5 separate regions of the Mus musculus genome follow, and regions 1, 2, 3 and 4 are each linked to region 5. The links are chromatin loops, found by intact Hi-C in ENCODE. Cell type or tissue: left cerebral cortex. All regions are shown on one strand.

Region 1 (5,000 bases), 180 kb before region 5:
GTGGAAACTAAGCACTTGCCTTCTATAAAGGCTGACTGTGTGTCCCTTCTAACCCTGCTCCCTAAAGCTGACCAGGTCATGCCCAGGTCATCTCTTGACTATTGGGGGAGGGGGGAGGTAGTGTAAAAATGTTGATTTTTTTTTTTAACGGGAGACCAATATCTCAGTTCTGACTTAGTAGTACAATTGGTGTGGCTGTGTTTTAAAATGTTGTTCTAGCCTAGAGGTGGATCGTGCGAGCTCACAATGTGCAATGACTGAAAGGACGTGGTGTCTTTTTTTTTTTTAATACCTGTGTATCTGTAACATGTAAAGGTTTGATTAAAAATAATAATGATGATGTTACCAGTGCCGAATTATCAGATGCCAGTCCCAAGGCATTTCATGATGGTCCATACCTGTCTGTTTTTACAAGATGGAAATTTGAACCCATCAGGATTAAATATTTTTCGAACGGGATACACTCGTGAGCCCTCCCACAAGCAGCTCCCTGCTCTGACGTCAGTGGGAACACGTGTTTCGGAACGTGCGCATCCTTCACACTGATTGGCGCAGGCAGCACGGTCAACACGCACAGCTCCTCCCCCTTCTGCTCAGAGCTCATCTTCCCTCCCCCCCCACCCCCCTTAGCTTGCCTTTTGGTAGACTCATTTTGCCAACATAAATATTCTGACCTCTGCCTGGGGGACCATCTTTCCAAGTGATCACAGCCTGAGCCTTTGAAGCCAGCTCTTTGGAGAACTTACAAACCTCAGGGGACAACTCTGGAAGTCCACACACAGCCCTGGAGAAGGAGAAAGGGTTTAGCCTGAATGGGCACCCTGGGGACTCCGACGAACCAATGGGTAGCTTCAGGAACCGTAGGCAAAAAGACCTCTTCCTTTGGTGGTGACCTTCCTGTGTCTTCGATGAGGCCTGGTGAGATGGCACTCCAGGCCCAGTCTTGTGCGGCACTCGGCACCCACAAAAAAACGGGCGTCTTCTGGGACGCTTGCTCTTTCATTTATCATCAAATGGAATTTAAAAAAGGCAAACTTTCTAAGCTAGAAAAAAATGAAATGAAATCATTTTCCACTTTGTATATATTGCTGCTAATAAAACAGTTGTAAAAGATGTTGCCTGGATGTGGGTTTTGTTCCAAAGCTCCGCGATGACACCAGGGACTGTTTCTGGTTTCTGGAGATCGGGATGAGGTAGCAAGTGCTGATACTTCAGATGGAGATGCAAGACCTCTCTGCAGTGGCCCTGGTCACCTTTAGAACAAGACCTGTCTGGGGAACTGCTACAAAAGGAGTGAGCAAAGTTAGCTAGCGGGGTCAGTGGGAGGCTCCAGACCTGATGACCTGAGTATGATCCTAGGACCCAGAAGGTAGGAGAAAGTTGGCTGTAGCTACTATCCTCTGACCTCCTGGTACATGTTATGTGCATAGACATAAACAAGCACACAAAGAAGGTAAATATAATCTTAAAGCTTTATTATTATTATTATTATTACTATTATTATTATTATTAAATAGACCAAAAAACAGGCTACAGGGTTTTTTCCTTCTGGTAATAACGCATTTGAGTTCTATATAATTTTCAACTGTGTTTTTCAAAAGAAGATGCCATCATTTCTAAGGAGGAGGAAGAAGAAGGAGGAGGAGGAGGAGGACTAAGAAGAAAGAGGAGGGAAGGGGGAGGAAGAGGCAGGAAGGGACATGCTCCTGTAATCAGGAGACAGAGGCAGGACTATAATTCAAGTCTGTCTTGGGCTACACGGTAAGACTGTGTCGCAAAAAGAAAAATAGCCTCCAAAGATTTCAATTCCAAAGTTTTCAATTTATATATCTTAATCTAATAGACCCTCTCAGTAAACATGAATAGAGAAATGTATTTGTAGCTACATCAGCAATTTGTGTGTCTTTGTTGTTTCTTTGTTGAGACAGAGTCTCAGCCATGAGCCATAGTAGCACAGCCCCAGGCTGCTCATGGTGCTTGATTTCGTTCACAACAATATTGTTACATTTTCCCAATCTGCCTCACACTGGGCTTGCTTCCCGAACACCTGCTGGTCAGCAGTCTCTAGCTTTAGCTTGGAGTGGTGGGGCAGACAGCAGTCTGGAGAGTAGCAGATCTCCTGAAGGGAAGGCACACTGGAGACTACTTCAGTCCCAACTCCCTTCCTCTCTACCTTAATCCCAGTCAGATTACCTTGGAGAACCGCAGTCCCCACGTGGAAGCAACATCAGGATGACAGAAATAAGAATTCAATGGGCAGGAGAGGAAGCCTGGGTCTCAGAAGACACTGCATTCCTCCACCCAAACAGCAAAAGATCCAATGGAGGCGGTAGCATGCAGATTCTGCAGCTAGAGGGCTGCCCTAGGGGATCCTGAGCACGAGAGTGTAGAAATGCCATTTTCAAAATTTCTACCAGCCTTTCAGGTTTTTTTCCCCTATAAATTTTCATCCAAAGTCTCTCACATTTCTCTGAAACATGTATCTGTATGCATGTTTCTGTGAACACCTTGAGGCCAGAGGTTCCTTAGTTAGGGTTTTACTGCTGTCGAGAGATACCAATGACCAAGACAACTCCTCTACGTAAAAAATTTAACTGGGGCTGGCTTACAGGTTCAGAGGTTCAGTCCATTATCATCGTGGTGGGAGGCATGGCAACATCCAGGCAGACATGGCGTTGGAGGAGGTGAGAGTTCTACTTCTTGATCTGAAGGCAGCTGGGAAGGAAGCTCCAATTCCACACTGGGTGGAGCTTGAGCATAGGAGACCTCAAAGCCCACCCCTACAGTGACACACTTCCTCCAACAAGGCCACAGCTACTCTAACAAGGCCACACCTCCTAAGAGTGTCACTCCCTGAGGCAAGCATTCAAACACATGAGACTACGGGGCCCAAACCCATTCAAACCACCATAGAAGGTAACACCAAATATCCTCAGAGCATCAGTTCACTCTTTTGAGACAGGTCTCTCACTGGTCTGGAGTTCACCAAGCCCGAGGGGTCCTCTTGTTTCTGCCTCAAAGTGCTAAGTATCTTTTGAGTAGCCCACACAAGTATAAAACTCACAGCAATCCTCCTGCCTCAGTATCCTAAGTGCTGGAGTGACAGGTGAGCCTCTGCACATGGGGCTCAAACTAAGCCACTGTAGCATCCCTGCAAAGAGATCTATAAGCCTGGGAAGGAAGAAACATTTTGCCCCAGAGCCAAAGGTCCCAGTGGGAAGGAGAACGGAGAACCTACGTAGCCTCACCATTTAAACATTCAAACCAGGAGTCACAGACTGTCCCTACACAGACAAGTGCAAGCAGGCATGTCAGCAAATCTCATTTCATGGCTTGTCGAGAGCTGTCATGCATGTGAGGCCAGGCCAAGCCATGGGTGTAGCTTAGCAACAGCAGCCTGTGCTATCAACTGCAGGCTCTCCCACCAGCTGAGGCCAGAGGAGCTTTGGTGTGCAGAGGATTCTGCAGGCGAGCCTAAGGAGAGGATGGCCCAGCAGGAAGGGAGTGGCCAGGCTAAGGTTCAGCCCAGGCTCATTGTCCTGCCGCTCTGGATACTCAAGGATAACCTGCCATGGGACCACCTCTCACAGGCCTCCTTGTGCAGAATTGTAGCCATAGAGCACAGAGGGTAATGGTTGTACTTGATGTGAATGTGTGATTGCTGAAGCCAGCCTGGGCTATGTGTGACCCAGAAGAGGGGAGAAAACGAACCTCTGAATGTGGGAGGTGAAAAAAAAAAGGCAGCATGGGCTCAAGAGCGAGCAAGAGAGAGGGGGGGAATGCTCCTCCCCACCACTCCATACTTGAAAATAGGTCACATGTGACCTAGAATTAACAACAATCCAAGCACCTGGGAGGGCACACCTGTGATGGCACACCTGGGAGAGCACACCTGTGTGGAACACCTGGGAGAGCACACCTGGGAGGCTACACCTGGGAGGGCACACGGGGGAGGGGTTTCAATGATTGGATGATTTGAAGTGGAAAGACCCACCCTAAATCTAGATCATCTGAGGAAAAGCATGTGCATGAGTATGTGCAAGTGTGTGTGTGTGTGTGTGTGTGTGTGTGTGTATGCATGTTTGTGCCTGTATGTATGTGTGTGCAAGTTTTTGAGGATGTGTGAGTGTGTGTGTTCACGTGTGTGTGCATGTGTGTATGTGTGTGAGTGTGTGTGCATGGGTGTATGTGTGTGAGTGTGTGTGTGTGCATGTATGCATGTATGTGTGCATATATGAAGGTGTGTGTGCAAGTGTGTATGTGTATGTACGCATGTGTGTATTCCAACAGTTCTGTTCCCCTAGAAAACCCTTACTTATACATCATTCATCTCTACACTTTTCCTGCAGGGAGCTGGCTGTTTTCTCTGGATAATGACATCTGATGAAATGGGCTCTATCCAATGAGCAGAATTCTGTCTGGAGAAATGCAGGCTGCCTTTCACTCTTGGCAGAGAAAGAGAAACCAAGGTCATTGCTATCTCTCCCTTGCTCATGAAGCATGCCCAGATTATAGAATGAATGAATGAAAAAAAAATACACACACACACACACACACACACACACACACATATATATATAGAGAGAGAGAGGGAGGGAGAGAGAGAGGGAGAGAGAGAGGACAGCAGAGAGAGACAGAGACACAGAAAGACAGAGAGAGACAGACAAAGACAGAAATAAAGATACAGCTACAGGCACAGATACAGATGATAGATAAAGATTTGCATGATTACCATGATCTCCTGGCTCCTGAAATGTTTTACTCAGAGACTCACTTCTAGTACTACAAAGATGTTTAAAGCACTTAACTTCTAGACCTGTCTCAAAAAAAGGGGAGGGGTGTAGCTCAGTCTAGAGGGAGTGACTATACTCAGTCCATGGGAAAATCTGACTTCTACTGAGATTTTGCAAGGGGGATGAGTGGGAAGCAAAGCGCCAGGCCCACTACAGGGAAACCCCTTTCAAATCCTCTGTCTGCTTCTGCCCTAGTCACGTAGTCCC
Region 2 (5,000 bases), 95 kb before region 5:
CTGGTTCCACAGGAAGGCAAGCGCAGTGTCCAGGGCCAGCCCACTGTCTTCTACATGCCACACTGTGGGACAGCTCTATACAACAACCTGCTGTGGAGCAACTGGTCTGCAGACGCCCTGTCCAGGGTGCTCATCATCGGGAACAGCTTCCGAGGCCTTGAGGAAAGGTGAGCCAGCAGGAATGCCAGGCCTAGCTTCCCTGTGAGGACCTGTGTAAATGGTTTAGGGGTCTAGCTTAAAGCACCTAAGGAGTCTTCCAAGGGCAGAAGTGTTTGGGCAGCCATGCTTTAAGTGCAGACACTCCTGATCTGCTTCACAGCATGCCTGTGCTGCCCTCTTGCATATCCCTCAACCTTTCTGAACTAGTTTTTACCTGTTGAAAAAGAAAGCAAACACCCATATACTTCCTAATTGTGTATGTATGTTTTTATTTGTAGGTTGTTGGCGAGGATTCTGCAGGAAAATTACCCCTACATTGCAAAGGTGTCTGACAGAATAGCTGGGCCGGGGTGAGGGTGCAAAGCCACACTGTCCATGTTTCTAAGCACAACCAGCTGGTGCCTCTCCTACTGTGTGCCAGTGGCCTTCATCCTTAGGGCGAGCCCAGCAGTCTCACTGGCATGGGACTGAAAAGTGCTGAAATACAACCCCCCCATCCCTTATTTCTCAGAAGGACGGTGGGGTGGCCAGGTGAAGATAGAGAGGGGTGTACCTAATGCCCGTATCTGGTCCTCTCTGCTCAGATTCTGAAAGGCCTGGAGGAGGTCCCACTGCCGCAGACTCCCCAGTACACTGACACCTTTAATGATACATCTGTCCACTGGTTCCCACTATTGAAGCTGGAAGGACTGCCTGGGGACCTGTGGGCATCCCAGGAAGAGCCTGACTACCAGGACTGTGAGGACCTGGAGATCATCAGGAAAGCTACAGATCGCTCAGCTGGAGTAACAGGACAGTTCTCTCCACCTGGGCCAGGAGCCACGGTGCACACCACACCAGATCCTTTGCCCGGCCAGGAATACAGGCCGACTGGGGACACTGAGTCACATCCTGCCCTGGTGGCCTGGTCTCCCAAATAGAGACGTTATTCATCAGCTTGGTTTACAGTGCTGTTTATTCACACCGGTCTGGTGTGGCCGATGTCTACTTGGCCATGTCGATGAGGCTCTGCAGGGAGGTGGGCACCCACGTCTTCTCGCCCTGCACAAACACCACACCCCGGTCAATGTAGATGACGATGCGGCCGAAGGTGTAGAGCTGCTTGCCCTCGTGCCGCTTGCCGATGACAGGCATGAACACAATGTTGTGCTCCTCTGCCTTAGTCTCGATGAGGTCCTTAAAGTTCATGGGCACGGAGCTGGCGGCCACACCGATGCCTCTCTGTGCCATGTTCTCAGCCTCCCGGCGCTCCTGCATGGCCTCGTACTGGAAGTCCTTCCTGCGCTCTGTGTGGGTGAGGTAGGCAATGTTCTCTCTCGCACCCGGCTGCATGTAGGCACCTGAGAGAAGGGAGGACAGAGATGAGATGTGACCCCGGGTATGCAGAACCCCAGGATGACATGCTGTGTGTGACCTGCTGCTGAAGGGCCCAGGTACCACTAACATGATCAGTGCATGCTTGGGGAGAGTCACTACCACAAAACTGGTCTGGGAGCTGAGTAGCTAATATCAGGTATCAGAAGTGATTCTCTCACTACTAAGAGATGTGGACAAGGGCTGAGCCCACACATGTGGCCCCCTAAAGTCACCATTTATGAGGTCACCTTGTAGTCTAGCATGGCCTACATTCATTCTACTATCCCTTGCTTCAGAGGCCCCTCTGTAGAACAGAAAATGGGGCTCATTGGTTAGGAATATGTATGTTTTCAGAGAATCCAGTTTGATTCCCAGCTCCCCCTTCACATGGCCCATAACTCTCTAACTCCAGGCCCATGATACCCTCTTATGGCTGTCCACCAGGCACATACATAAACATATAATTTAAACTTTACATGGAAAATGCATTTGGGGAGCTAGAGTATGGTGATTAGTGGATCACAGGGTGACCCAAATGCAAACTACTGTGGTGGTTTGAATATGCTTGGCCCAGAAGTGTGTCACTGTGGGTGTGGGCTGCCTGAGAGTCAGTCTTCTGTTTGCCTTCATAACAAGATGCAGAACTCTCAGCTCCTCCCTTGCCATACCTGCTTGGATGCTGCCATGCTCCCACCTTGATAAAGGACTGAACCTGCAAACCTTTACAAGAGTTGCCTTGGTCCTGGTGTCAGTCACAGCAATGACAGCCTAACTTAGATATCTACTCACCAACATTGGAGGACACAGCCCTGTTCATTATGTCGAGCGCTTCGTTGAACTTGTCCTTGACAGAAGGGTGGGCCAGCACCTGGTCTGAGAACATAGACTTCCAGCCCAGGTACCACTTGGTGATCTCCTCGTAATTGGGACTGTTACTGAGCCAGGAGCACAGCACCTGCCAAAGGACACAGGACTCTGAGCTGATGATGTACACACTGGACCACGGCAGGGAGGGCAGAGTTCCCGGGGCTACTGTTGTGTTCAGTGTTGCTCCTCCCAGCATCCCACACTACAGGGCACATGAAGCTGCGGCTTCTAGCAGTTACCAGGAGAATCTGGAGCCAGCCTGTGGCCTAAATGTGCTAAAGCCTTGATCTCCACATCCCCAACAGGTTCTCTGAGGAGCTGAGCTGAGGCAATTCTGTGACTGGACAGCAGAGGGCACTGGGGACCCTCCTGGACCACACTGCTCACCTGGAGCCACTTGGGGAAGAAATGCTTCTCCAGCAGCCCCACCAGGCTGGAGACGGAGATCATCCCCTCCCAGTCCATCACCCAGTAGAAGGCGTCCATGTGCTGCTGGTGGGGGTTGATGACAAGCTCTCCCAGGCACATGCCTGCAAGAGAGACAGCAAGGCACACTCTTCAGTCTCCACCCACAGTGAATCCCATGAGTCACAAGCACTTAAGAGGCCAGGGCTGGACAGATGGCTCAGTGGTTAACAGCACTGACTGCTCTTCCAGAGGTCCTGAGTTCAATTCCCAGCAACCACACGGTGGCTCACAACCATCTGCAGTGGGATCTGATGCCCTCTTCTGGTGTGTCTGAAGACAGCAACAGTGTTCTCACATACATTAAATAATTCCTTAAAAAATAGGGGGCCAGAGGCTTTCTGGTTCTGACATTCAAACCAGCCCTGTCAGACAAAGCACAGAGAGTCCAGAGTCATGACTGCAGACCCTGGTCAAGCTATGAAGGAACAGCAGGAAGGGCCTGCTTCCAGTCCCGTCCACCTCTGCCCTAAGGAGTATACCTCATAGTGGACACTGAGGCTGCACTCGGCCCGCAAGTCCCCATGTCCTTACCCAGCTTGGGCACGATGTTCCTGAGCATGAAGGCCTCCCAGGACCCAGGGGTGAGGACCTCTTTCCAGGGCTGCAGGATGAGCTTGGCTGAGGCGTCGCTGGGGTGCCATTTCTGCAGTGCGCTGGACAACTTGCTGCGCACAGGGGAGTAGAGTGGCTCCAGGCGGGCCTGCATGAGCGGCAGCCACGGGTGGATCCACGAGTGGATGGGAACGGTGTCTGTCAGGGGGTTCCAGTTGTCCACCTGCAGGATGAGTGGGATGACCATGATACAGCAGTGCTGTCCTTAGGGAGAGGCCTTTGTATCCTGACCAAGGGTCACAGTCCTCAGTGTGTGTGTGTGGAGGGGGAACCCCACTGAGGAGGTAAATAGGTATTCTGTACTCTAGGTCCCTCCACAGAAGGAAATTAAACACTCATGCCACCAACTCAAGCCTCAGCACAGCTCAAGGTTCAATAAAGGCCTTGAGAAAGGCCATGCCCACCCGAGAGAGGTAGGAAGGGGGTACTATGGAGAAGGCTAGAACTACTACTGCAGGCCACCCAGCCATGCTGGCAGTCCTTCAACCTCTGGGCTCTTGTGCACAGATAAGAGACACTGTCAAAGCAATGCCATACCTCCTTCTGCAGCTTAGGGAAGATGAGCTGGTCCAGGATATTGTCCAGGATCCACACGGGGATGATGTGTGCCCAGCTGTCCAGGAAATCCACCATCGGCTCACAGTTCCGTGGCTGCCACTGGGCGACGACATTCCGAACGAAAGGCATCCAGACCTCCCACATGAGCCTGTTAGAGGCATGGCAGCCTCTGGTCAGCCACACTGCTGCCTTCACGGTGCTCAAAGTGTGCCAGCCCACACACCCCCACAGGAAACCTCAGGCCAGTGCCCACAGAGGCTGCCATGATGTCTTGGCTCTCGGCCTTGGGCACCTCAGTGGACCCAGCACTGGCAGGACTGCTACAGGCCCACGTGCTGACAGTGACAGCACAGGGCAGCAGCTGCTCTCCCACCAGGAGCCTCAGTTCACAGTTCTCACACCCGAGGTCACAGCTGGAATGTCCTCTCTACATCTGGGTCATTCTTAGTTCTCACTAGTTCTTGGCACTGCCTTTTCCAGACTGGGTGAAAGCTGCTCATGGTCAGGGTCAGCCCAGCTCCTGGACACTCGGGACACTCGTGCACACATGGGTGAGCCCAGTTCCTGGATGCTCGGGACACTCGTGCACACATGGGTGAGCCCAGTTCCTGGATGCTCAGGACACTCGTGCACACACGGGTGAGCACATCTCCACACCCAGAGCAGATCCGGGGTGGAGCTGAGTCAACAGGGCCAGAATGGCTTACCCCCCAGCCTTTAGCACAACTCCTGCTCCTTGGGGGCTGAGGGGATGAGGGAATACAGTGGGGTAGGGCCTGGCACCTGTGGAAGGCATCGGAGGACAGGTCCTGGCTGCTGTGAGACAGCAGCTGGTCGTTCTCCAGGAGGCTCTTCCACTTGGAGATGATCTGGGTGCCATAGCTGCCGTCCTGCAGAACACCAGCATCATCAATCAGCCTGCCCACCTCAGTAGCCATGCCCCAGCCCAAAAGCAGGCTGCACCCTAGCTCACCTCGAGG
Region 3 (5,000 bases), 190 kb before region 5:
CTGGAGGAGGGGAGATGGGCCTTAACGCTAGTGGCCCCAGCATGGGGCACCGAGTCCTAGAGGTCGGCTGTTCACAGCTAGTCGGTAAACTTTATGAGGATTTTGCCACAGTTTAAAATCTTGTACATGTCTGAGGGGTTTGCTTCCTGGCAAATGGCTCACCCACCTTTAAATCGGCCTCTGCCCGTACTTGGCGTCTGCAGTACCCGAGCGCAGCCATCAGGGGGAAGCGTGAGCCTATTGGTTGCAGCCCCTTGGCTTTTTGGCTTCACAGACAATTGACCCGGATAACGGGTTTTACTGCGTGGGCACTGCTGGAGGGAGGGAGGAAACACTAGACAGTTCGTGGCAGATGGCGTCGGGGAAGGATTCCTGGAGAAGTGCGTGACAAGGCTAGATCGGAACACACCAGAAGAGCTCTGGAGGAGTGGACCGTCTTTTTAATCGATAATCCATCGCTACCACCATCCCTCCCTTACTGAGCGCCCTCCAAGGGGCGAAGACATTCTCCGTCTCTTACACCCAAGCCCTTGTGGAGTCCTGCAGCCATATTCGCATTTGCTAGGGAGAAAAACTGAAGACCAGAAAAGGTCTAATACTTTCTAGAGATGGCACAGCTAACAAATGATAGAACCTAGATTTTATTTAATTTTGCCCAGATTCTACAACCCTATTCGCTCTGTGGTACCCACGTGTCATCTGTATCCAGAGATGGGAGACAGAGCGGGAACCATCTGGGCACAGGGTGGGGTTCTAGAGAGAGGATGCCGCCGGGTGGGGCTATGTCACCCAGAGCCTGGGACTATCTCAGAGCCATGTCTGGCTTCATTTCAGCTGAGGAGTCCCTGGCGTGTGACAACCCAGGACTGCCTGAGAACGGGTACCAGATCCTGTACAAGCGGCTGTACCTGCCCGGAGAGTCCCTCACCTTCATGTGCTACGAGGGCTTTGAGCTCATGGGCGAAGTGACCATCCGGTGCATTCTGGGACAGCCGTCCCATTGGAGTGGGCCCCTGCCCATCTGTAAAGGTAAAGAAAGAGACCCAAGGAGCCAGGGTGAGGGCTATCTCCAGGGGAAACTGAGAGCTTGCTCTGGGGAGAGGAGGGGGTCACAGAATACAAATCCAGTGGGTGCCTGTCCAGTCTGGTTTCATTTCTTTTCTCTTTTTTTCGAGACAGGGTTTCTCTGTGTAGCCCTGGCTGTCCTGGAACTCACTTTGTAGACCAGGCTGGCCTCGAACTCAGAAATCCGCCTGCTTCTGCCTCCCGAGTGCTGGGATTAAAGGTGTGCACCACTACGCCTAGCCAGTCTGGTTTCTTCATTTGTTCATATATTTGTTTCTTGAGACAGGGTATCATGTAGCCTTGAACTTCCTTTGTAACCAAGGCTGGCCTTGAACTCCCATCCTCCTGCTTCTACCTCCTCAGTGCTGGGATTGCAGGTGTGCGCCACCTCACCAATTCTTGATCCCTTTTTGTTACTGTAACAAAATACCTGAGAATGGATACTTTATGAAGAAGTCTGTTTGGTTCAGGGTTGTGGAGTTCAAGGCACGACTCTGCACCTCTGGGGGATGCATGCCGCCTGCTAATGCATCAGGGCCATCCCTCAGTGGGACAAAGAGAGCATGCCAGCTCTTACAGAGCCACTGAAGCCCAGCCATGGCCCCCTCTGAAACAACATCAACCTATAAATCTGGGCACTAATTCTGAAGCCGAGAAGCCAGCTAGCTTCTCAGCAGAGGGCATCACTGCTCAATGGTGACTTCAATTAGTCAGAATCTAATCAGGAGTCCTGGGGCCTGACAGAGGATGCATGCAATGCCCTGCACAGCCTGGCCGCTCTCAGTGCAGTTTTCCACTTAAGCCTTCACTTGCTTCTACACTCTGCATCCAGGAGTGCCCTGGTGGGTGCAGTTCAGTGCTTGGCCACCAGGTGGCTTTGGTGATAGATTATCATCCCCAGCACCTTGAACTTCAGGGTTATAAAAAAAAATACGAGTTTATGAAAATAATTTATATAGACTACTGATCCCAGCCAATAACTATGGGAGGTGAATGTAATACAGTCAGTATCAGGGTCTTGAGTCACACATCCTTGGAAAAAATATATAAAAGACTCCGTGAAGATATTACATAGTTAGAGGTGGTGTCTTACACCCACCAGAACAGCAATTGAGAGGCTGTCGATGAACGTTCAGGCCAGCACAAGAGGCTGTCTTGAAAACGCAAAACAAAACCTTAAGAGCTGCGAGAGAGACTAGTGCCGCAGGTTGGAATCCCAAGTTCCCAGCTTAGACACTGTGTGACCTTTGAGGTCTCACTGCACTTCTCTGAACCCATTCGCTCTCCTTTAAAATAATGATAATGAACCATCACTGTGTAGGAGATTGGCAAGAAGTGGGTGGGAATGCACGGGCTCTTGGCGAGATACAGAATGTGTGTCATGTGCCATCACAGTCCATGACACTGCGGATGCTTGCCCATCTCCTTCCTCTCAACATCGCAGGAGGTACTGTGGGGAACTGCCTTGCAAGACACCATTGGCCCCATGCTCACCCCACACTCCTGGGGACCATCGACCCCCTGTCTGTGCAAACAGTGAACTTCCTCTGAGTTGACACTGCTTCCTGTTTTCTGTTTCAGTTAACCAAGACAGTTTTGAACATGCATTGGAAGGTGAGTCTTCCTCTATCTTGTAAGTTCTAGCACATCAGGCAGCTGTGTTGATAGGTTTTCCCGGGGCCTCCGGACATAGCTACTAGGGCTGGAGAGAGAGATAGACGGTTAAGAGAGTCCACTGCTCTGCAGAGGACCAGTTTTGTTTCCAGCACCCATGTGAGGCAGCTCACAACCTCGGGCTTTGCTCCCTGGCACAGTCGCCTCTCCTCCTGGATGTGGCTTGTTCCTATGGACAGGTGACAACAGCTAGCCAGGATTCTCTCGTTTTTGAGACTCCTTCCTTCCGTTCACATCTTAGTCACATGTCTCCTTGCCATGACAAGATTCCCAGTGGAGGCAGTTTATGGGAGGAGGGGCTGATTGTGGCTCACAGGCCACATTTTCACCCATGTAGGTAGTGGCTAATGTGTTACAGATGGGAGGATGGCTGAGCTTTGTGAGACATGGCCAGAGAGGGCTGCAGAGGAGCTCAAGCTTTCTAGAACCAATGTGAGAGAGGAGGATCCCAACTCTGCTAGGAAAAGGCTCCCAGGCCCCAGAATATCCACCAGGATCTCTGCAGTTGCCACATGCATTGGGGGCAGCAGGAAGCTGGGCAGTAGAGCTGTCCACACTGCCCCGAGCCACCCCTGGGCACATCTCACAAGCGAGCTCTAGAATGGGCCCCAGCCTGGTGCAAGCCATTCACAGAAGTGGCCAGAGAACGAGGCAAGATGATTGTAGAACTTTGTCCAAGTGACTCCCTGGATTGAATTTTTAACCAGATTTCTGCTTTCCTATGGGTTTAGCATGAACAGGGTTCGAATTGGTTCTCAGCGACCAAAGGGTCACCACAGCCGAGGGTACAACCCAGCTTCTGCTCTGTTTCCTCCACGGCTCTTCTGTGTCTAAGGCTGTGGGATATCAGCTGGGGAGGGGCACTCACTTGAGAGCCAGGTTCCCCGTGGGGGTGGGGCTCATGGGAGACTAGAAGCTCAGTGGCTTGTGTGCTCAGTAGCAGAAGCGGCAGCAGAGTCCTCACTGGAAGGTGGGAACATGGCGCTGGCCATCTTCATTCCGGTCCTTCTCATCTCCTTGCTACTGGGAGGAGCCTACATCTACGTCACGAGGTAGGCTGGGTTGTGCCGTTGTGAACCTCACCTCTGGGGCCTCAGCATCTCTGCCTGACGCTTGGGTACAGTGGCCTCGTGTGCCTCGTGAGAGGCTGTGGTCAGAATCAGAAGGCGTCTTGGTGACTTTTTGGGGACAGTCATCCCTCTGTTCACTTAGCAAATGTAAGGGGTGTCCCAGGGCTTGATCCCAGGTGCTGAAGGTCACAGAAGTTGCCTTCAAAGGACAAAAAGCCACGTCTAGAACAGTCACACACACACACACACACACACACACACACACACACACACACACACATCTTCCTCACGATTTCAGAGCCACCGCCATGTGCCAGAAGCCTCTGGGCTCTGGGAACATCGCAGTGAGCAAAGCAGACTCCAGTGAGGAAAAGTAGCTGATCTCCGAAGCACAGGAGGAAATCAAGGACCGATAGTCGATAAACAGAAGAACCCTGGAGCAGAGGTTGCATGCTCCGGTGGAGTGGGTAGAAGAGACCACGCTGAGTAACACTTCTGAGCGGGCTTTAAAGTGGTAGTGAGTGATGTGGGAGGCTGGCAGAATGGTGTGTGGGTGGCCCTTGTAGACCTCACCCCTGCCTTTCACAGCACAGCGTGTGGTGGGGTGCCATCCAGGGAGACACTGGCCGGTGTTAGAAAGACACATAAAGTACTTCACAAGTCAAAGAGAGGGGGGAGGGGAGAGGGAGAGAGAGAAGGAGGGCAAGGCTAGCTTGCTGCAGCCCTATGGGATCATGGGTGAAGAGCACTTGCAGGTCCCTCAGTGGGACCCCACCAGCTCAGGGCTGTGTCTACCCACCCCATGCCCTTCACAGAGCCCTGGGGCATCAGGGTAGGGGTGCAGCTCCATCACTGTTGTTTTTCCTGCAGGTGCCGACAATACTCCAGCCTCCGCCTACCCCTCATGTACTCCCACCCCTACAGTCAGATCACCGTGGAGACTGAGTTCGACAATCCCATCTACGAGACTGGGGTAAGTGGTCCTACTGCCCTCCTGGAGGGCTTCCCCTTGCCCTCCCTAATCCCGGAATGAGCAGAGTGCCCGGACAAGCCATCAGTGATTAGAACCCAGCTTGGAGCTTCCAGGGGCAGCTCTTGTGTCTAGCTGAGCTCCACTCCTTAAAAGCAGTGTGGCTCTTTCTGCACCTTGCTGTGCAGGCTCCTTTGGACATCAGGAGATGATGCAGATCA
Region 4 (5,000 bases), 85 kb before region 5:
GGGCCCCCTTTTACAACTGAAAAGACTGTGTTAGCTTAGTGTCTGCTTTGCTTTAGAGTGGTACAGCACTTATCTAGCATGCCTGTAAACACACACACACACACACACACACACACACACACACACACAGTGTTTGTTTTAGATACTATTTCAAGGATAAAAGTCAGAACAACTCAAACAGATAAAAATCCTAAGTAAAATTAATCAAAACATTCTGAGTGTAGTTAGGTGGGGAGACTTGAGACAGCATCTTAATGTGGACCCCAGGCTGTACTACCACTCTCCCCTGTGGACCTACTCACTTTTCTACCTCCGTTTGGTCCAACAGCGTTTTCTCCAGAGCACCCTCTCTAAACTCCCTGTTCTCTAGTGCCCTGTGAGTGCTCCCTGACACAGCATGGCCCCACAGCTGCCATGCCTGTGGTGGGTCAGCACTTCCCTATCCATAAGTAGCCCTGATCCCATCACACAGTAACTGCTGAGGGGGAGCTCGCCACCCCAGCTCAACAACACATAGCAAGATGCTGTAGCACCCGGACTCTACAAGGGCAGAAAACTCTTCTGGGATGCCTTCCCGATCCTCCAGACCCAGGGCATGCAGCCCAGCACACAGTACCTTTTGCCTCCAAAGCTGGGCCTCTCCTCGTCCGAGTCTCGCTCCGCCCACACCCCGTAGGTGGCCTCCTCTTTGGTCTGCCAATGGCGCTGCCGGTTGGGGTTGAACTCATTCTGGAGATCCCAGTCGGTGATCTCAAAGTTCTCCCTCTCATCGTCATCGTCATCATCAAGGTGGCCTTCGCCATCCCGGTACAAGTGGGACAGAGACATGGCCAGTCACTAGAGGACGGTGACAAGAACAGCACTGTGAGAACCTGGGGCTAGCAGAAGATCCGCCAGTGTCAAAAAGCTATTAATGAGCCTCATGATCCAACTCAGTAAAGCAGCCATTAAACAAAGGGCAAAATGACCAGCTCCGTGACAAGTGAGACAAGTCAGACCCAGCCATCCGAAGGGGGCCTAACGCACAATGCCTTGTCAGAGTCAATCACCATGCACGCGTGGGGCGGGGCCACAGAATGACAGGCACATATGCCACAGAAAGGAAGCAACAGCTCTAAATGTTATTACCTCAGAAACCAGGTTGGTCTTTTTACTTCTCCAGGAAAAGTTGTATCTAGCCAATTTGCAGTTCCAGGGAAACTTCAGAGCATTTTCTGAAATACTATTTCCACGGGACTGAAGGTTTCCTTCCCTGAACGGCTTCTACGGTACTGGAAGGTTGCAGTCTTTCTGAATGCCACTTTGCAGTCACTCCTAGAGGGTAGGGAAAAAACAGTGTTCTACCCAGGTAGCTATTCATCTCTCTCTCTCATAACTGCATTCATTCAGTTCCAGGAGAAGCTTGTAAGGACTGATTAAGATGATACTTTCGAAAAACAAAAGCTCCAACACTTTGGAGGCAGAGAGGCAGATCCATCTCTCTAAGTTCAAAGCCAGCCTGGTCTCAAAACCGACAAAACAACAACGAAAGCTCCGCTCCCAGTAGGTGCTCAAGAAACAGCACCCTTACATCTTTGACTCTAGCAGTAGGGAGGCAGAGACCAGGGGGGTCTGAGTTCAAAGCCAGCCTGGTCTACAAAGCAAATTCCAGGGCAGCCAGGGCTGGCTGCTAAAGAGAAATTCTGTCTTGAAAACAAAAACAAAAAACAAAACAAACAAACAAACAAAAAACAGAAACGGGGGGAAAGGGAGGAAAAAGGAAAAAAAAAAAAAAGCATCTTCTTCCACTCCATGATCGGGTTTCAGGTTCACACTCATTACAAGTCAGGACTGCGAAGTGAATCCTTCAAAATGATTGTGAAAATCATTAACACTTAACACCCCAGCCTGAGTCTAAATCGCGCCTCTATGAACACCTGTGAGTGTGGTTATCACATTCAAAGGTCCCGACCCGACACTGTGTGCATTGCACAGTAACATCCTCACTATGTGACACCAGTGACTGACAGCGTGAAAACGGCTCCGCGGTGACTAACAGCTCCCCCCCCCCCCCGCTGCTCCTCCTCCTCCTCCTCCTCACTATGCACCGGCGAAACTCAACAGGTTCCGACCCCAGCAACCAGCACATGTTGAGTTTCCTCAAAGGAGCAGGAAGCCCTAGGCCCACTCAATTACAGCACCGCCACCTCCCCAGCACAGGGGACAGGAGACGCTCAGCTCAATGTCAGCAGCGGGCCCGGAGCGCAGGGAAACCGTAAAGCCGTCGTCACGGAGCCTCGGAGCCTCAGCCCGCGCTCCCGGGACGCCACCCCGCCGCCTGCTCACCTCGCTCAGCATCCGCGAGAGCCACACAGCCTTCGCCCAGCGTCCCCGAATCTGCGAGGGTCCCGCCAGCCCAAACCCGGATGTGGCCTTTACCGGCGCATCGGAAATACGTCATCGCTCAGAGGCGGAAGTGGCGCGCTGTTGCCCCGGCAGCGACTTCACGCCGGAGGGGGCGTGTCTGCAACCCGGAAGGGCCGGTGATCCCGCCTCGCGCTGCTTCTGGTTCCCATCGGAACTGAGGCTGAGTGGCCGTCTCGTTCCAGGGCGAGCCGTCGCCAGGCACTGGAGTCTTACTTGGCGTTACCAGCGTCACGAGGACACTGAGAGATTAAAATGTCCTCGCGACCCCATGTCGAGTTCTCTCCAGGAAGCAGTTTTATTGTTCTCCTCTTTGCTCTAGTTATTTCTCTGTCGCTGGGAAAGAACGGAGTTGGGGTTTCTTGTTGGTTTGATTTGGTTTTGGTTTTGTGAATTTTCAAGACAGGGTTTCTCATCCTGCCGTGGTGGCGCACGCCTTTAATCCCAGCACTTAGGAGGCAGAGACAGGTGGATTTCTGAGTTCGAGGCCAGCCTGGTCTACATACAAAGTGAGTTCCAGGACAACCAGGGCTACACAGAGAAACCCTGTCTCGAAACCCCCCACCCCCAAAAAAAAGAAAGAAAGAAAGACAGGGTTTCTCTGTGTAGCCCTGACTGTCCTGGAACTCATTGTGTAGACCAGGTTAGCCTCGAACTCGGGAGATCTGCCTGCCTCTGCCTCCTGAGTGCTGGCCTTAAAGGCGTGTGCCAACGCGACCCACAAAGAGCATATGTCATCTTTTTACACATCTTACAAATCTATACATAGTCTGGTGCCATCTCTGGTTCTGAAACTAATTTGTTTTCTCTAATACCCTAAAAGGCTGGGTCCTGGTGGGTTTTGTTGTTGGCTGGACTTATTTTTGTTTTCCCCTGTCAGCTTGATACACACTAGAGATATCTAGGAAAAGGACTCGGTGCTTCCATCGGATGGCCTGTAGGCAAGACTGGTGTCGTTTGCTTGATTCATGATTGATGTGGGACGGCCCAGCCCATTGTGGGTGGGGCCTCCCCCTGTGGTCCTGGGTGCTGTAAGCACAGGGAGCAAGCCAATAAGCAGCGTTCCCTCCGTGGCTTCTACTTCAGTTCTTTTTAAAAATGTCTTTGGACTGTAATCTGTAAAGCAAATAAATCAGTTTCCTTCCCAAATTGCTCTTGGGTATGGTCTTTACAATACAGCAATAAAACCTAACCAAAAAACATGCAGGAGGATTTGTTAGTGAGGCTCTTGGGGAGTCCGTCAGAGCCAATGTGATACTGTGGGATCAGGGTCCCTTCTTGGGGTTTTATGGTCACGTGAATGAAAGCATCTAAGAACTGATACAGAGAGCTGAGGGCGGGCAGTGGGGCCAGGGTTGGGGGTGGGGGCGGGAACGGCAGGCAAGTTGTAACTCATAGCTGCCGGGAGGAGAACGAAGAAGGGAAGAGGCATGGTGGTGTGGGAGAGCCAGTGTGGAGGTCGGCCACGAGCAGGCAGGGGGCCTTCAGCGCATGAGCAAGGGATCCCAGTACAGGAAAGTTGAAAGCATACTTGTGTTGGGAAAGAATATCCCTGCGTGTGAACCAAGTGAAAGTAAACCAGGAAGGCAGTGACCCCAAGTTGGCAGACAAGCACACGCAAGCTGCAAGGGTACTTCCGTTCCGTTCCATTCCATTCTGACACACGTGCTATCGTGCTATCAGGTGACTCATCCCGTTGGTAGGAGCTCAGCGTCATTCTGATGGGATTGGCACATCATAAACCACACCAAGAGGAAGCTTATGACCAGCAAGTATCAAAAAATGCCTGGTATTTGGGGTTTGACATAAACTACAAGAGTGTCCCAAGATGGGGCTGGGAGCACGGACTATGGAATACTGGACCTTGGGCAAGCTAGCCATCTTTGATCAAAACAAAACAAACAAACAAACAAACAAACAAAAACTTCTCACACTTAGGCTGTGACCAGAATCCAAGTGGAAAAGACTAGAAAGGAAAAGAAAGCAGGTGACACACACCTTTAATCTCAGCACTGGGGGAGGCAGAGGTGGTTGGATCTCAGTGAAACCTGGCCCAGATTTCCAGGACATCCAGGGGTAAGTAATGAGACCTTGTTGAGAGAGAGGGAGAGGGAGAAGGAGGAGAGGAGGAGGAAGAGGAGGAGGAGAACAACAACAAAAAGGAATAGTTATACCCTTCTGCGTCAGAACTCTGGATGTTCTGGGAATGTACATTAGTTTAAGGTGAGCACCTTTAAGCAGTTCCTTGATTTGCCCCCACTAGGCTAACCCTTAAGGGAGGAGACAAAAGCATGGGCCCCACTTAGAGCAGTGGTTCTCAGCTCATGTCATGATCCCTTTGGCAAGCCTCTTATCTCCAAAAATGTTTACATTACGATTTGTAGCAGTAGCAAAATTGCAGTGAGGAAGTAGCAATAAAAACAATTTTATGGTTGGGTGTCACCACAACATGAGGAACTGTATTAAAGGGTCGCAGCCTTAGGAAGGTTGAGAACCATGGCCCTAGAGGCATCTCTAATGAGTCTGTCTGTGGTTGAGAGAAATCTGGACAGGAACTTCAGGCAGGAACCATAGAGGAATGCTGCTTATTGAATGCT
Region 5 (5,000 bases):
GGACACCCTCAAACTAGGGGCTTCTGGGCCAGGGAGGGTCAATGTCTGGCCCAAGGCCACACAGCAAAAAAAAAAAAAAAAAAAAAAAAAAAAAAAAACCAAAAAACCACATCTGTTTCTCTGCTCTTCGAAGCGTCCTAATGGTTACTCAGGAAGGGAGTCACACCTGGGTCTCGATCCTATGGTGGTACTCATTAGATGGGGTGACCTCCAGCAGCCATCCTACCCCTCCAACCCTTGGGTTCCCTTCTGCCTAAAGGCACAGTGTTGAGGTCCAAGGATGCATATGTGGGAAAGGAAATACAAGACAAGCAACTGTGCCTTTGTGCTCCCCTCCTCTACCAGCCTCCTCCGTGTAGCTCCTCCCACTGCTGCTGTGAGCCAATGCCCGCTGGTCTCCTCCGTGTGGCTCCTCCCACTGTTGATGTGTGCCAATGTCCAGGAGTAGAGAATACAGACTAGGCTTCAATGGCACCTGAGGGCAGGGAAGGAACCACCACAGCTTGAATGTGAGAGAGAAGATGTTTGACGCTGTTCCCAGGAACAGTGAACAAAGCTCACACACCCCAGATAGGGATTCAGTGACAGGTCAAAGTTCAGTTACCGTTAAAGTCAAACTTGGTGAGCCGTGAGGTAGTTTTACTGGGGTTACTTACAGGAGCATAAGTGACTCTTAAGACAGCTGTGCCACCAAAGCCCACCCTAGCACAGGTGACAGCTCACAAAGCTGGGAGCCTGGAGCATGCTGCCCAGTCTGCAGACAGCTCAACAGGTTGGAGAGTGACCTTTCCTGGAGTCTCAGTTGATATGAGCCTCTTTCAGGTAGCTGGGCTCCTCTGAGAGTGATTCGCTTTACCACTAGGGAGGGGCCTAGTGAATCTGCTCAGTTTCAGGGACTTCCTGAAGCTAAGGAGCTCCTCTGAAGGAATGCAGTCTCATCCCCTTAGCTCATCTGCTACTTTAATCTCCCGTAAACACCCTGAGTCTTAGAGAGCCGCCATCAGAGATAGAAAGTTCTAACCTCAGAGGAAACTGCTTCACAGTAGAAACAGGAGGGGGAGGGGGAAGCTGCCTTCCTTTCCACCCCCTGCACTGTTGTCGCCTCTCTTCCCCAAGAAGGAGTCATGCATTGCTGCTTCTTGCCCTGTGGGTGGGGAATCTGCCCACCCTCCTTCCGGGGCTGTAATTACTAGATTAATGGACGGGAAACCACAGGTGGGAGGTGCCTCCCTTTCCTGCCCACCCTTGGCTCTGCTCCAAGTCTTCCTTGCCATTGCCAACAAAAAGGCAGCATCAGGCAAGCACATCGAGGAACAGAACAGCAGCAGAGTTCTGTGCCCCTTGAGGGAGACGCCGCATCCTTGCACAGTGTGTTAGTCAGGGTTCTCTGGGGTAACAAAATTTACTGAACCCCTCTCTGTCTGTCTGTCTGTCTATCTAACAATAGCTGCCTATGTATGGAAGGTCCCAGTATCCAGCAGTTGTTCAGTTTGTGAAGCTGCATGTCTTAGCTGGTCTTCAGTATACACCAGAATCATAAAGAAGGAGGCTCTCTTGTCAGTGATGGAACAGGCTCGTGAGGTTGGGAGAAAGCAGGGAGAGAGAGAGAGAGAGAGAGAGAGAGAGAGCTTCCTTCTTCCAAACCCTTTATACAGACTGCTGACAGAAGTGTGGCCCAGATTAGGAGATGTGCCTTCCTACCCCAGAGTTCTGGATTAGAAGTGGATCTTCCTAGTTCAAATGATCCAGTGAGGCAAAACGTTCCTCACTGGTGTGCCCAGAGAGACAGTTTTGGGCTTTAGTTAACTCTAGATATAGTCAAGTTGACAACCAAAACCAGCTGTCATCATATACACCGCCCCCCAATTGCTAGACTTGGATTTCTTGTGACATTTAAAGAGGAAATTTCTGTTGACATTTTCCAACCCTGACTTTACTTCCCCAGCACCTACCCCAAACATAGGCCCTGCAGCTTACACTGCTTGGTGGAGGATGTTCCTACTTCTGCCCTAGAGCTGCGAAGCTCTGAGCCTTCATTTTTGACTCTCTCTCTCTCACAGTGACCATGATCCTTCATTACTATGCCTTCTTGTTCCTAGTTCCTATGGGAACACTGAGGCCAACTGTGCAATCCCATACAGAAGACAGGGCCAAGATGCTGCACAGATTCTGGGCTCCTGACTCTCTCCAAAGACCTCTCCCCCATCTAGAGTATGCCAGGCACCTTGAGTCAGCTAGATAAGGACTATTAAAAAGTTATCACTACACTGAAAAGTACATTGTTATTATTACAAGTGTGTGTGAATATGTGCCTCATCTGTCAAATGGAGGTCAAAGGTCAACATTGGGCATTGATTTTTCTCATTCCACCACGTAGGCTCTAGGGTTCAAACTCAAGCCCTCAGGTTTGTCAGCAAGTGCCTTTACCTGCAAGCCTACAGGGGAGTTGGGGAAGAAGTGGGAGGACGTGAGAGGTCAGGGGTGGTGGGGGGGAAGAAAGGAGGGAGAGAAGAGGGACTGAGTTTAGCCTAGGCTGGCCCTGAGCTCAAGTGATTCTCTAAATGACAGGCTGAGGCTCATTCCACCCCACCCTCACTTACTGTCCCCCATCTCACCCTCGCCTCACCCTCCAGCTTCTCTATGGAGGCCTAGCAACTCCCAAGCTCCCCAGCATCCTGGTCCTCTCTTGTGCGGTCTGTGGATCAGGACCTGCGTGGCACTGCCCCCTCGTGGTGAACTGTGGAAACACATCCATTTAGTCGCTGCTGAAGATTGCAGCTCTCGGGTGCGGGGTGGGTGCTGGAGCAGAGTGGGGTGGGCCAATCGGCAAGGAAGAGTTAGTGCCAAGGAGAGTGCGCTTCCTGGTGAGGTCGGGGCCTGAGCTTCTTCCTGCTCTCAAAGCAGCCATAGCAGTCTCCACATCTGCGTGTTTTCTGACTCACTGTGGACCTGTGCGAAACTGTGTTCTGAACTGTGTTCCGTTTTCTCATTGGCTTCCAGGATGCTCAGAAACATGGATCAGCCCACTCCCAGGAACTGTTCAGAGCAGAGTGATTGCGTCTAGAACAATTAAATCTCTGACTATGTATCCTTTTCTAAGTCTTACTCTTCTTGTTTTCTTGTTTTATTTTGTCTGTGCAGCCTAGGCTGGACTTGAGCTGATTTCTCTGACTCAGCCAGCAAAATGCTGGGATTACAGACATGTGCCACTGACCCTGGGGTTCCTACCTTATCTTATGTAATATATGTAATATTTCATTACATTCATGTATAATATTGGTGTGCATGTGGGTGCCTGTGCCTAGAAAGTCTGGGGAGGTGGGGCACACTATAGTGGCATCCTCAGGGAAACCTCCTTTGTGACAGGATCTCTCCCGGGCTCCATGGTTAGATGAGGCTGGTGGCTGCTGGGCCCCAGGGATCAGTTAACCAGTCTCTGTTTCCTGGGGGCTGGGATTACGGGCCAGTGTCACAGAACAAGCTGTGGATGCCTCGAGATCAAACATAGCCCTTGTGATTGTGCAGCAAACACTTTGCCAACTGAGCCGTCTCCCCAGTTCTTCACCCGCACCGTGTGTGTGTGTGTGTGTGTGTGTGTGTGTGTGTGTGCACGCTGTGCTGGAGGTCAAATCCAGAGATCAGTGTCTGTTAGACTAGAATTCTCCTACTGCTCCATGCCCAGGTCCGACAACATATTTCTAAACTCTCCTCTTTGGGCGAGAAGTGGGACAGTGCCCAACACTGGTTCAGAAGGGGCACACCCAAACCATGCACATCCTCACCTTGCACACCCCCTGCACACCCACATCCTGTACACCCATGCTGTGCATACTCATACCCTGTACACCCACATCCTGCACAGCCACACCCTGCACACCCACACCCTGCACACCCACACCCTGCACACCCACACCCTGCACACCCACATCCTGCACACCCACATCCTGCACACCCACACCCTGCACACCCACACCCTGCACACCCACACCCTGCACACCCACACCCTGCACACCCACACCCTGCACACCTACACCCTGTACACCCAGGCTCTGCACACCCATTCTGTGTGCACATGTTGTACACACCCACACCTTGTATACCAACATTCTGCACACCTATACCCTCCCACCCACACCCTGTACACCCATACCCTGCACACCCACACCCTGCGAGACTGGCTGGCCTCCCCTGTGCCTGGACCACTGAGCATTTCAAACATTCTTTTGCCCACCCAGCCCCCTTCTGGGCTCTCTGCAAGTGCCTTGGGTACTTGGGTAAGCCAGAGAACAAAGGTCTCCAGACTCACCCATATGTTCCCAGCCCCACTTGTCCTCACAGGCTCAGCAGATGCCAGATGAGAGCCTGAACCCAGCCCAGCCCCCTCCTGCTGGGTCACTGACTGCAGAGGTCTGCTTCTCTCCTCCAAGCACATAGACAGAGCTCAGCTGCTCCACAGAAAGCTGAGGGCATCTCATAAATACTGAATGCCCTGCTGTGCAGAACAACTACAGTGAGATAACAAGAGAGTGGGTACGGCTGGCTGAGAGGATTTCTCTGGGATTTCTGGGCATTCTGGGTGGGACTAGGATGGTGGTGGTCTTGGATGAAGAATGTTGGGGCTGCATCATAGCTCAGACCTGTTTGTTCAGTCTCAATATCCTTGTCTGTAAAGTGGGTCTGGTGCCAATCCCTGGTACCATACCAGCTGACGGTGTCTATAACAACTGCAGTGCCAATCCAGAAATGGAACTCAGCAGGCCCTGAGTGTGCATGTCCCTTCTCTGCAGTCTGCCCTAGTGCCTCCTGAGGCGTCTGCATTGTGAACACAGTGGCCCTGCCTCTGTGCAAGCAGAGGTCAGGTACCCACAACCCACATGTGGAGGAAGACACTATTACCAATCCAGACATGTTGGATGTTCCCCAGAGAGGGTCTGCATTTGTCATCCTTGAAGGGGTACTTGAGGGCTGAGTTGCCTTCTACAGGAGACCTTTGGGAGACA

Evidence for each region. Hi-C counts contacts between places; a loop is a spot of excess contacts. Peaks named below come from ENCODE experiments on the same cell type or tissue, not always from the same donor. Only the 100,000 strongest peaks of a DNase experiment are listed, where the experiment ranks them.
Region 1: it touches region 5 in a loop (3-fold over the local background); 28 of 42 quality-filtered maps call a loop at or near these places.
Region 2: a loop joins it to region 5, with 4 times the contacts of the local background. A loop is called at or near these places in 39 of 42 quality-filtered maps.
Region 3: it touches region 5 in a loop (8-fold over the local background); 29 of 42 quality-filtered maps call a loop at or near these places.
Region 4: a loop joins it to region 5, with 6 times the contacts of the local background. A loop is called at or near these places in 39 of 42 quality-filtered maps.

The regions. Positions count from the first base shown.
Region 1 is chr5:112,415,267-112,420,266 of GRCm38, reverse strand. Sez6l (seizure related 6 homolog like) reads left to right here. Exons shown (of 17, transcript NM_001253916.1): 17 at 1-1,116. Among named protein-coding and RNA genes, the nearest start is that of Asphd2, 23 kb to the right of the region's middle. In left cerebral cortex, a CTCF peak has its summit at 2,362; DNase peaks (open chromatin) are centred at 565, 2,067 and 2,673.
Region 2 is chr5:112,333,485-112,338,484 of GRCm38, reverse strand. Tfip11 (tuftelin interacting protein 11) reads right to left here. Exons shown (of 14, transcript NM_018783.4): 8 at 4,994-5,000; 9 at 4,804-4,910; 10 at 4,000-4,168; 11 at 3,382-3,625; 12 at 2,770-2,912; 13 at 2,305-2,470; 14 at 412-1,499. The coding sequence ends at 1,144. Srrd (SRR1 domain containing) reads left to right here. Exons shown (of 7, transcript NM_001359388.1): 5 at 13-167; 6 at 438-483; 7 at 744-1,094. The coding sequence ends at 1,079. Among named protein-coding and RNA genes, the nearest start is that of Srrd, 7.1 kb to the left of the region's middle. In left cerebral cortex, a CTCF peak has its summit at 2,722 (motif pointing right); a DNase peak (open chromatin) is centred at 2,834.
Region 3 is chr5:112,424,405-112,429,404 of GRCm38, reverse strand. It overlaps Sez6l (seizure related 6 homolog like), which reads left to right. Exons shown (of 17, transcript NM_001253916.1): 13 at 835-1,029; 14 at 2,647-2,679; 15 at 3,680-3,791; 16 at 4,680-4,782. Among named protein-coding and RNA genes, the nearest start is that of Gm6588, 23 kb to the left of the region's middle. In left cerebral cortex, CTCF peaks have their summits at 224 (motif pointing right) and 1,923 (motif pointing right); DNase peaks (open chromatin) are centred at 252, 1,910 and 3,643.
Region 4 is chr5:112,323,799-112,328,798 of GRCm38, reverse strand. Tfip11 (tuftelin interacting protein 11) reads right to left here and starts at 2,430. Exons shown (of 14, transcript NM_018783.4): 1 at 2,326-2,430; 2 at 1,129-1,314; 3 at 617-837. The coding sequence starts at 828. In left cerebral cortex, a CTCF peak has its summit at 2,574; DNase peaks (open chromatin) are centred at 2,489 and 3,363; H3K4me3 peaks cover 1,492 bases; H3K27ac peaks cover 1,121 bases.
Region 5 is chr5:112,238,662-112,243,661 of GRCm38, reverse strand. Gm52821 (a long non-coding RNA gene) reads left to right here and starts at 4,009. Exons shown (of 3, transcript XR_003955957.1): 1 at 4,009-4,530. RefSeq lists an enhancer at 3,142-5,000. In left cerebral cortex, a CTCF peak has its summit at 2,722 (motif pointing left); DNase peaks (open chromatin) are centred at 1,047, 1,199, 2,730 and 4,523.